Linked DNA regions of Homo sapiens: region 2 is linked to region 1. Evidence: chromatin loops called from intact Hi-C (ENCODE). Cell type or tissue: endothelial cell of umbilical vein. All regions are shown on one strand.

The links. Hi-C counts contacts between places; a loop is a spot of excess contacts. Peaks named below come from ENCODE experiments on the same cell type or tissue, not always from the same donor. Only the 100,000 strongest peaks of a DNase experiment are listed, where the experiment ranks them.
Region 2: it touches region 1 in a loop (5-fold over the local background); 1 of 110 quality-filtered maps calls a loop at or near these places.

What each region holds. Positions count from the first base shown.
Region 1 is chrX:87,515,667-87,519,666 of GRCh38, forward strand. It overlaps KLHL4 (kelch like family member 4), which reads left to right and starts at 2,136. Exons shown (of 11, transcript NM_019117.5): 1 at 2,136-2,649. The coding sequence starts at 2,228. RefSeq lists enhancers at 1,316-2,091, 2,092-2,867. In endothelial cell of umbilical vein, no CTCF peak of the experiment used is centred here; DNase peaks (open chromatin) are centred at 375, 1,185, 2,055 and 3,005; H3K4me3 peaks cover 2,455 bases; H3K27ac peaks cover 3,982 bases.
Region 2 is chrX:87,624,977-87,628,976 of GRCh38, forward strand. It overlaps KLHL4 (kelch like family member 4), which reads left to right. Exons shown (of 11, transcript NM_019117.5): 6 at 634-820. Among named protein-coding and RNA genes, the nearest start is that of KLHL4, 110 kb to the left of the region's middle. In endothelial cell of umbilical vein, no CTCF peak of the experiment used is centred here; a DNase peak (open chromatin) is centred at 2,255; H3K27ac peaks cover 1,259 bases.

The DNA of each region.
Region 1 (4,000 bases):
GACAGATATTAGTTAATCTTCATCTTATGGTAAAAGGTACACAGGCAAATCCCCAATTATATCTAAATCATAACAAGCTCAAAGAACATGTTAGAAAAATAAGGTTATAGACTCCTGATATATGAAAAAGTATTATTTAGAGTTACTTAAATGGATAATTTAGTACTTCTTGCTCCTACCACATGTTATTTACATTTCTGTTACAACATTTTATTTATTCTGCCTGATATTTACAGTTTGTTTCCTCTATATGTACACACACACACACACACCACACACACACACAGATTTATTATAAGGAATTAGATGACATGATTATGGAGCCTGACAAGTCCCAAGATCTGCAGTTGGCAAGCTGGAGACTGAGGAGAGCCAATGGTGTATTTCCAGCGCAAATGCTGGCAGACTTGAAATCCAGGAAGAAGCAGTGTTTCAGTTAAAGTCTAAAGGCAGGAAGAAATCCCATGTTCCAGATAGAAGGCAGTGAGGCAAGAGTAATTCTCTCTTATTGAGGGAAAGGTCAGCCTTCTGTTGTATTTAGGCCTTCAACTGATTGGATGAGCCCCACCCAATTAGAGAGGAGAATATGCTTTACTCAGTCTATCAATTTAAATGTTAAACTCATCCAAAAAAAAAATACCCTCACAGAAACATCGAGACTAGCCAAATATCTGGGCATCCCATAGCTCAGTCAGGTTGATGCATAAATTAACTATCACACCTACAAAAACAAGAGGGGAAAGGGAGAGGTATAATTGAATTTAAAGAAAACCACAGATAAAATGCCTATCAAAACTTAGATTCATTTTATTCTCTCTTCAGTTGTTTTTAAATCCATCACATCTGAGTGCTTTTGAAAACATAGAAATCTGTCTAGACTCCGTATAATATATATGAAGAAATTGAGATGCAAAAAAGTAAAGTGACTTGTCCAAGGTCACACAGTTCATTAACCATAAAGTCAAACTAAAAGCAAAATCTTACAACTTCAGTGTTCTTTCTAGTCATACACCAGTATAATTTCCCCTTTATCACCTGTATGCATGATATGAGAACTGGATAAAGTACAAACTGAATTTCAAAATGTCAATGATAAATGCATTCTTGATACATGACTGTCTTTTGTAAACATGTCCATCTGTACAAAGTAGTGATTATGATTCAGATCTCAAAGTACTTTGGGCACAGTTATTCCTGAACAGTGTGATGATTTGGAATTAATTCAAAACATACTCTGTTCATCCTCTCATAAGGGTTTTTGAACAAAGAAAATAAACCTTTAACACTGCCTGTGAAAGTAAAAGGCATGATAAGAAGGTTTGTATCCAGGCATGGAGCCAGAATGAACTATTCATTTTCAAGCTGTGGTAACTGAGAGAAGACATCTCTTTTAACCTAACTAGCTTGGAAAAGCACTGCTTTCTTCCTCCATATGTAGACTAAAAATACCATTTCTACATTCCCAAATGGCGTGTTTGTGTGAGTGGTCATGGGTAACCAATACTTTCTTACATGTTTCTAAAATCTGTCAAGTTTTCAGGTAAATATTCATATAGAGACTTTCACATTTTCAGATTAATTTTGTAAAAACTAATTACGAACCCGCATGAGGGTACTGATGCTTTCCCTTAATGAACCATTTTCAAAGTTTCCATAAAAGGAATCTCAAAATAGATTATAATGAATTCCTCTGTCGCATATTATCATGGAACAAAGTGGCACATTTTTAGAAGTGGGCTACTGAGAAATGAATCTAGCAGGGGAGGCGTGAGTAGAAGGAATCTAGAAGAAAATAAGTTTAAACACTTCGCTTTGGCTCACTTGCCTGGGTTTCAGCTGCAGCTACTGTACTTTGATACTGAAGAAGCAGGGCTAGATATTTGCAAGTCCAAGCAGGAGGGCTGCAAGCCTGCAAATCTAACAGCTGGAGAGTGTTGTGGTGGCTGCTTTCCTGTGGTAAGCTGATTTACTTGTTTAAGGTCTGACCTCATCATCCTGTCAGCATGGGTTCCCACCTACACTGTTAGCTGCAGCCTTCTGCTTCTGCTAGAAGGCTACAAGTATTCACAGTGTATCATAGGCAGTGGGGGAGGGGAGAGAAAGCAAGAAAGACTGCTCTCGGCACTTGTGCTTTTGTTAGTTCTACAGAAGAGGCAGAAAAACAAGAGATAACAAAGGCTCCGTTTCCTTTCTGTGAGAGAAGGCTTTTGTCTTTCCTCCTGCTACGATGTCAGTGTCTGGCAAGAAAGAGTTTGATGTGAAACAGATCCTAAGGCTACGCTGGAGGTGGTTTAGTCATCCTTTTCAAGGTTCCACCAACACTGGAAGCTGTCTTCAGCAGGAAGGATATGAGCATAGAGGGACCCCGGTTCAGGGCAGGTTGAAGAGCCACTCTCGGGACAGAAACGGACTGAAGAAAAGCAACAGTCCTGTCCACCACAATATACTGGCACCAGTGCCAGGACCGGCCCCTGCCCATCAGAGAGCCGTTCAGAATTTGCAGCAACATAATCTGATAGTACATTTTCAAGCAAATGAAGATACTCCTAAATCAGTTCCAGAGAAGAATTTATTCAAAGAAGCTTGTGAGAAACGCGCACAAGATTTGGAGATGATGGCTGATGACAATATAGAAGATTCTACAGCAAGGTAAGAGTTTTTGGTCGCATAACTGAATGCCGTAACTTCAGTTAACTTATCCTCTACAATTCATGTTTAGTGTTTAAATAGAAAGTGTCATAATAATCTCTGAGTTTGTATTCAGCCAATCAGAGTCTCTCAGAAACCGTCTCCTCTAAGTTTATAAAAGAAAACAGCAATAATGAATACGTCTTTATAATTACCGGAAATTTGGGGGGTGGGTTATGAGTTTACTTCTCCTATTTTCATTAAGAATTCTGTTTCAATTCTAAGAGATGTTTATTGTAATTACTAATGTTCTATAAATACACTCCGTGGCTCAGATGTTTAAATGCAATTCTTTGTGCAAGTGTTATGAATCACGGAGAACTCTTTCTGACATTGTGAGTTAGGCCAACTTTAACAAAATAAAAGCTGTGACTGATCAGCACATCCTTATCTGTTTCCTTAGTACATAGTTGCGATATTGACTCTTAAAACTGTGTTATCTTTATGTGACAATATGGAATATTTGGCGTTCGGAGACTCATTTCAAGTTGTATTACTTTCATAGCTAGTTTTTGCAAGCATGAAAATATTCTACATAAAGCAGGTAATAAGATGCTACTTACAGCAATGTGATCTTAAAGCGGGAAATGGAGCATTTCAGCTTTTACATAAAATGAAAATTGAATAAACAGTGACGATATAGTGTAGTTTGGGTATAGTTCATAAAACATTTGATTTTGTCTTTACTTTTATGCCCACCGGTATTGTTTGAGTGCAAGAAAATTACATTCTGTTCTCTAATACTGTCAACTATAACTTAACCTAGTGTATCCTTATCTCTTTGTTTTTTGCTTTTTCACTATCAGACATTTTTATAGTCCCAACGTGTTTTAGACACAGTTGATAATATTGGCAATGTAATTAATATTCAGTAGTACTATAGAAAAATAAGTGTTTTTATGCATTTTAGATCATATAGTAGTTCAACATGCTAATTTATTTGGAAACCTGGATATCTGGCATACTATGTCTCTACCTAAAAATAGAGAAGAAGGACTGGCAGATTTGCTTCTTAATATAAGTTTTCCCAATAAAACAACCTCACAGTGTCTTGCTTTCATAAATTCAAAACAGTTTATCAGAAGAAGAAGCAGCCTAATAACATTACAGCAAAATGATGCCTTTATAGGAACTCAGTCTTGTTGAAATATAAACATGCAGAAGACTTTGTGAAATGACATTAATAATAATGTTAGATTGTCTGTCATATAAACTTCTCAGGAAATAAAGCACGTATGTGTGAAATTTTCCTAAATATTTTGTGCTTGCTCGTGGAAAAGCTATATAACTGTAGGGATTGCAGGTTGCATTT
Region 2 (4,000 bases), 110 kb after region 1:
CACAACTACCCCAAATCCGCCAAAAAGATTGCTACTTGTATTAGCCACATGCAGTAGACTAGGAGATTCTTGCTTGTGCAGACAGAGCCATTCTCTTTAACTGCTTTCAGCAATACTTTCTATGAGTGCTTTTTGATGTTTGCTCCTTTAAATTATATGTGTACATATTCAAAGGATGAATAATGTGTCAATTGAATAAATATGCAGAGGTCATTAGCTACTACCAGCAGATTTTTAGTTATTTTCCTTGATAAGTGAAAATAAAAATCATACTAAATAACAAAAAGCATGAAATATTCAAACTTCTACATTTCGGTTTGCTCAAGTTTTCTCTGCCTCTACCTCCCGGGCTCAAACGATCAACCCACCTTAGCCTACAAGTAGCTGGGATTACAGGCACATGCAACCACAACTGGCTAATTTTTGTATTTTTTTGTAGAGACAAGGTTTTGCCATGTTTCCCATGCTGGTCTCAAACTCCTGAGCTCCAGCGTTCTACACACCTTGGCCTCCCAAAGTGCTGGAATTACAGGTGTACGCCACTGCGCCCAGCCTCTAAAGTTATATAAATACAAATACGTTCTTTCTAATGGTGAACTCTCCATTCATATACCATGCATCACTACTTTTCAGTTACTGGCAGATCTTGAAACCAGTTCCATGTTTACTGGTGATCTTGAGTGTCAGAAGCTCCTGATGGAAGCTATGAAGTATCATCTTTTGCCTGAGAGAAGATCCATGATGCAAAGCCCTCGGACAAAGCCTAGAAAATCAACTGTGGGGGCACTTTATGCTGTAGGAGGCATGGATGCTATGAAAGGTAAAAATAACTTAGAGTGTCTTCATTCAAAAAAGATACATTCTTAACAGCCTCCAAATTATAAGGGTGATATTAAAGCCATGTTAAATGAGTGCACCTAAAGTGAATTTTCATAAATAGGGTGCATTATATGATTTTTGTGACCTCATTTTTCTACTTACCTTATGAGACATAACCTTTCAATTAGTGTTGAACTCTTAATAGGCACTTTTACTTTACAGAAGCTGTTTTAAGATTTGAATATTTACTTTGCCATATTTTATCTTTTCAAGGAAAACTTATTTAATGTTTGTGAACCCGAAAGTATGTGAGACAGGTCTCAATTAATTTAAAAAGTTTATTTTGCCAAGGTTAAGAATGCGCCCATTCTTAACCCCAGGGGGTCAGGGTACATCTTGGTTTTATACATTTTAGGGAGATATCAGACATCAACGTGTAAGGTATACATTGGTTCTGTCCGGAAACGCGAGACAACTCAAACTGGGGGCCTTCTAGGTCATAAGTAGGTAAGAGACAGATGGTTGCATTCTTTTGAGCATCTGATTAGCTTTTCACTGAATACACAATTTACATATGAGGGAGGTACAAGAATAGTCACTTATGCCTTAGTCTGGCTTAGAGAATATGCATTTTTTTCATAAACAATAAAGCAGAGGAAGCAATCAGATGCATATTTGTCTCAGGTGAACAGAGGGATGACATTGAGTTCTGTCATTCCTTTGTCCTGCACCTATGAAAATAAGCTGTCAATTTACACTGCCGTTGTGAAATTCAACGTAACTTTTTAAGGGTAAGCATCTGGAGGCCCACAAGGAATTTCCTTGTGGGCAAATTGTGAGGGATGTATGTAGCTTTAAAAAAAAAAAAAACTCAGTATTTATCTTATTTAGGAATAAAAAGGGAGGAAAGATTTGCCTGACACAGTTCCCAGCTTGACTTTTCCTTTTGGCTTAGTGATTTGGGGGTCCCAAGACTTATTTTCCTTTCACATGTTAATCAGAAAGGAAGAGACTGTAACTGGCAAAAGGTCTGGCTGCTGGCCACTTGTAGAAAGAAGCCATAATAACAAGAGTGAGGTGCGATAAAAAGAGAGCAAGATTTTCATTTCCATGCTAGTAAGAAGAGGAGTGGGTGGAATTCTTTCCAAAAAATGTCTACTCTTCCATTTGTAGAAGGAATGTGGGGGCTTTAAAGAGAGAGTTTGGAATGCAGAATAGGCAGGGTGGCTAGGAAGTGTCAGGTGTTGTGACACCCTTCAATGGCTTGTGTTGAATTATTTATCGTTCCATCTGGTAAAGGGGCTGGTGCCATCATGGCCAGAGGTGTCTGGTCTGTATCAGCATCCGGCCCCTGAAGCTTCTCAGGAAATATTTGACCAGATGAGTGAGTATGGTGTGTGTTTATCAAGCATCTAGGTAACCAGTGTGCATAAGGCATGGGAGCATAGAATGGGATAAGAAAGGGAGTGGAGGAAAGAAAACATTCCAAGGATGTAAAGTTTATCTCAGAGCTACATCTTGAAACTGTGGGTGACGGGAAATGAGGAAAGGAAAGGGGATAGAAAAAAAAAAGTTTAAAAACTTGGTTTGAAGTCCTACTGGAATCACATTATTTTCTTTGATATATATAATTGAAAATTGGAAGACTACATAGTAACAATGCTTATTAATCATAAGCCCATAAAACAAGAGATTGCAAATGCAATTATTTGCAGATTTGTAGGGTTACTTCAAGAACTGATGTGCTTCAGGAAATAACAGATAACAATGTTTTTGTATTTTGTAACAATAATGTTACAAGCTAGGTTTTATAGGGCAATGAGATCCTATAATTAATTTCCAGTCTGGCAACTTGAGGTTTTATTGAATTTTTATTGACTAAATTGAATATTAATAGCATATTAGAAGGTTTTTTGTTTGGCATTTAAATTACAAGAGAACTAATTTAAAAATGCAAGTACAGTTATCTTTCGTTTCTGACTCTGAAAAAAGCCTAATTTGCATTGTGAGAAATGGAAAACTTTGTGTTTGTTTGGTTTTTGTGTTTGTTTTTTATTTTTTATTTTTGGCATTTTTTTCGGGCTAATCTTGGTTAAATTATTGTTACCATAAAGGAATGTATTACAACAAATGTTTATAAGTATCTATAACTCCTTATCAGTCTCTAAAAATGAGTGAAATATGAACCTATAATCTCTGGACTCTATTACCAAAGTTTGTTATGGAAGTAAATGAAGGCATGAGACACTTTGAATTCCTGGTATACGGAGACACTATAAAAGGCTCACGGGACGTTGCAGACCATTAAAAGAATAGTAAAACCTTACATTTTTGATTACTTAATCTTTGGCATTTTGCAAACATCGTTCCTAATCCTCACAATAATGTTACAATAATGTTACCGTTACTTTGCACATCTTAAGTTTAGATAGCCAACCAAAGGACAAACATTAAGAAAGGCTGGAGATGAAATTCTTATTCAAATATGATGTTCCTTTTTCTACACTGCCACTATTACAGACAAAAGAACAGCAACAAAACTCTTTGGGGTTTTAGAATCTATTGGAAAACCAGGGTAAACACGTAGTAGCAAAAAAAAGAAAAAAGAGAAAAAGAAAGAAAAAACCTAAGAAGTATAACAAAAACATTAAATGGGCAGCATTTATCTGTATAAAGCAGTATGACATTGAAAAATGTACTACTTTACATATTTTCACAAAAGTATAAACATTAATTTCTATACATACACCTTTTCTTATTGTGTGTTGCTTCAGTTATTTTTAAAAGATGTTTTTGACTACATATTGAGTACAGTGTACACTGCTTGGGTGATGAATGCACTAAATTCTCAGAAATCACCACCAAAGAACTTACCCATGTAACCTAAAACCACCTGTACCCCCAACACTATTGAAATTTTAAAAATTTGAAAAATTTAACTTTTATATTTTGATGTTTAGGAAATACAGGGCTTCCTCAGACTCTAATTTCCTCTCTGACTCATATAACAAGCTCAGAATTGCTGTTAAATACAGATATCACACAAATGGCTGGGGCTAACTATAACTCCTACAATGTATTTGAAAGAATCATTAGAAAGTGCTAAGTATAATCATAGAGTCAAAATTGTTAACTTGCCAGTTAGTAAACTTTGGATGTCTTGTACGTACATAATATTTTG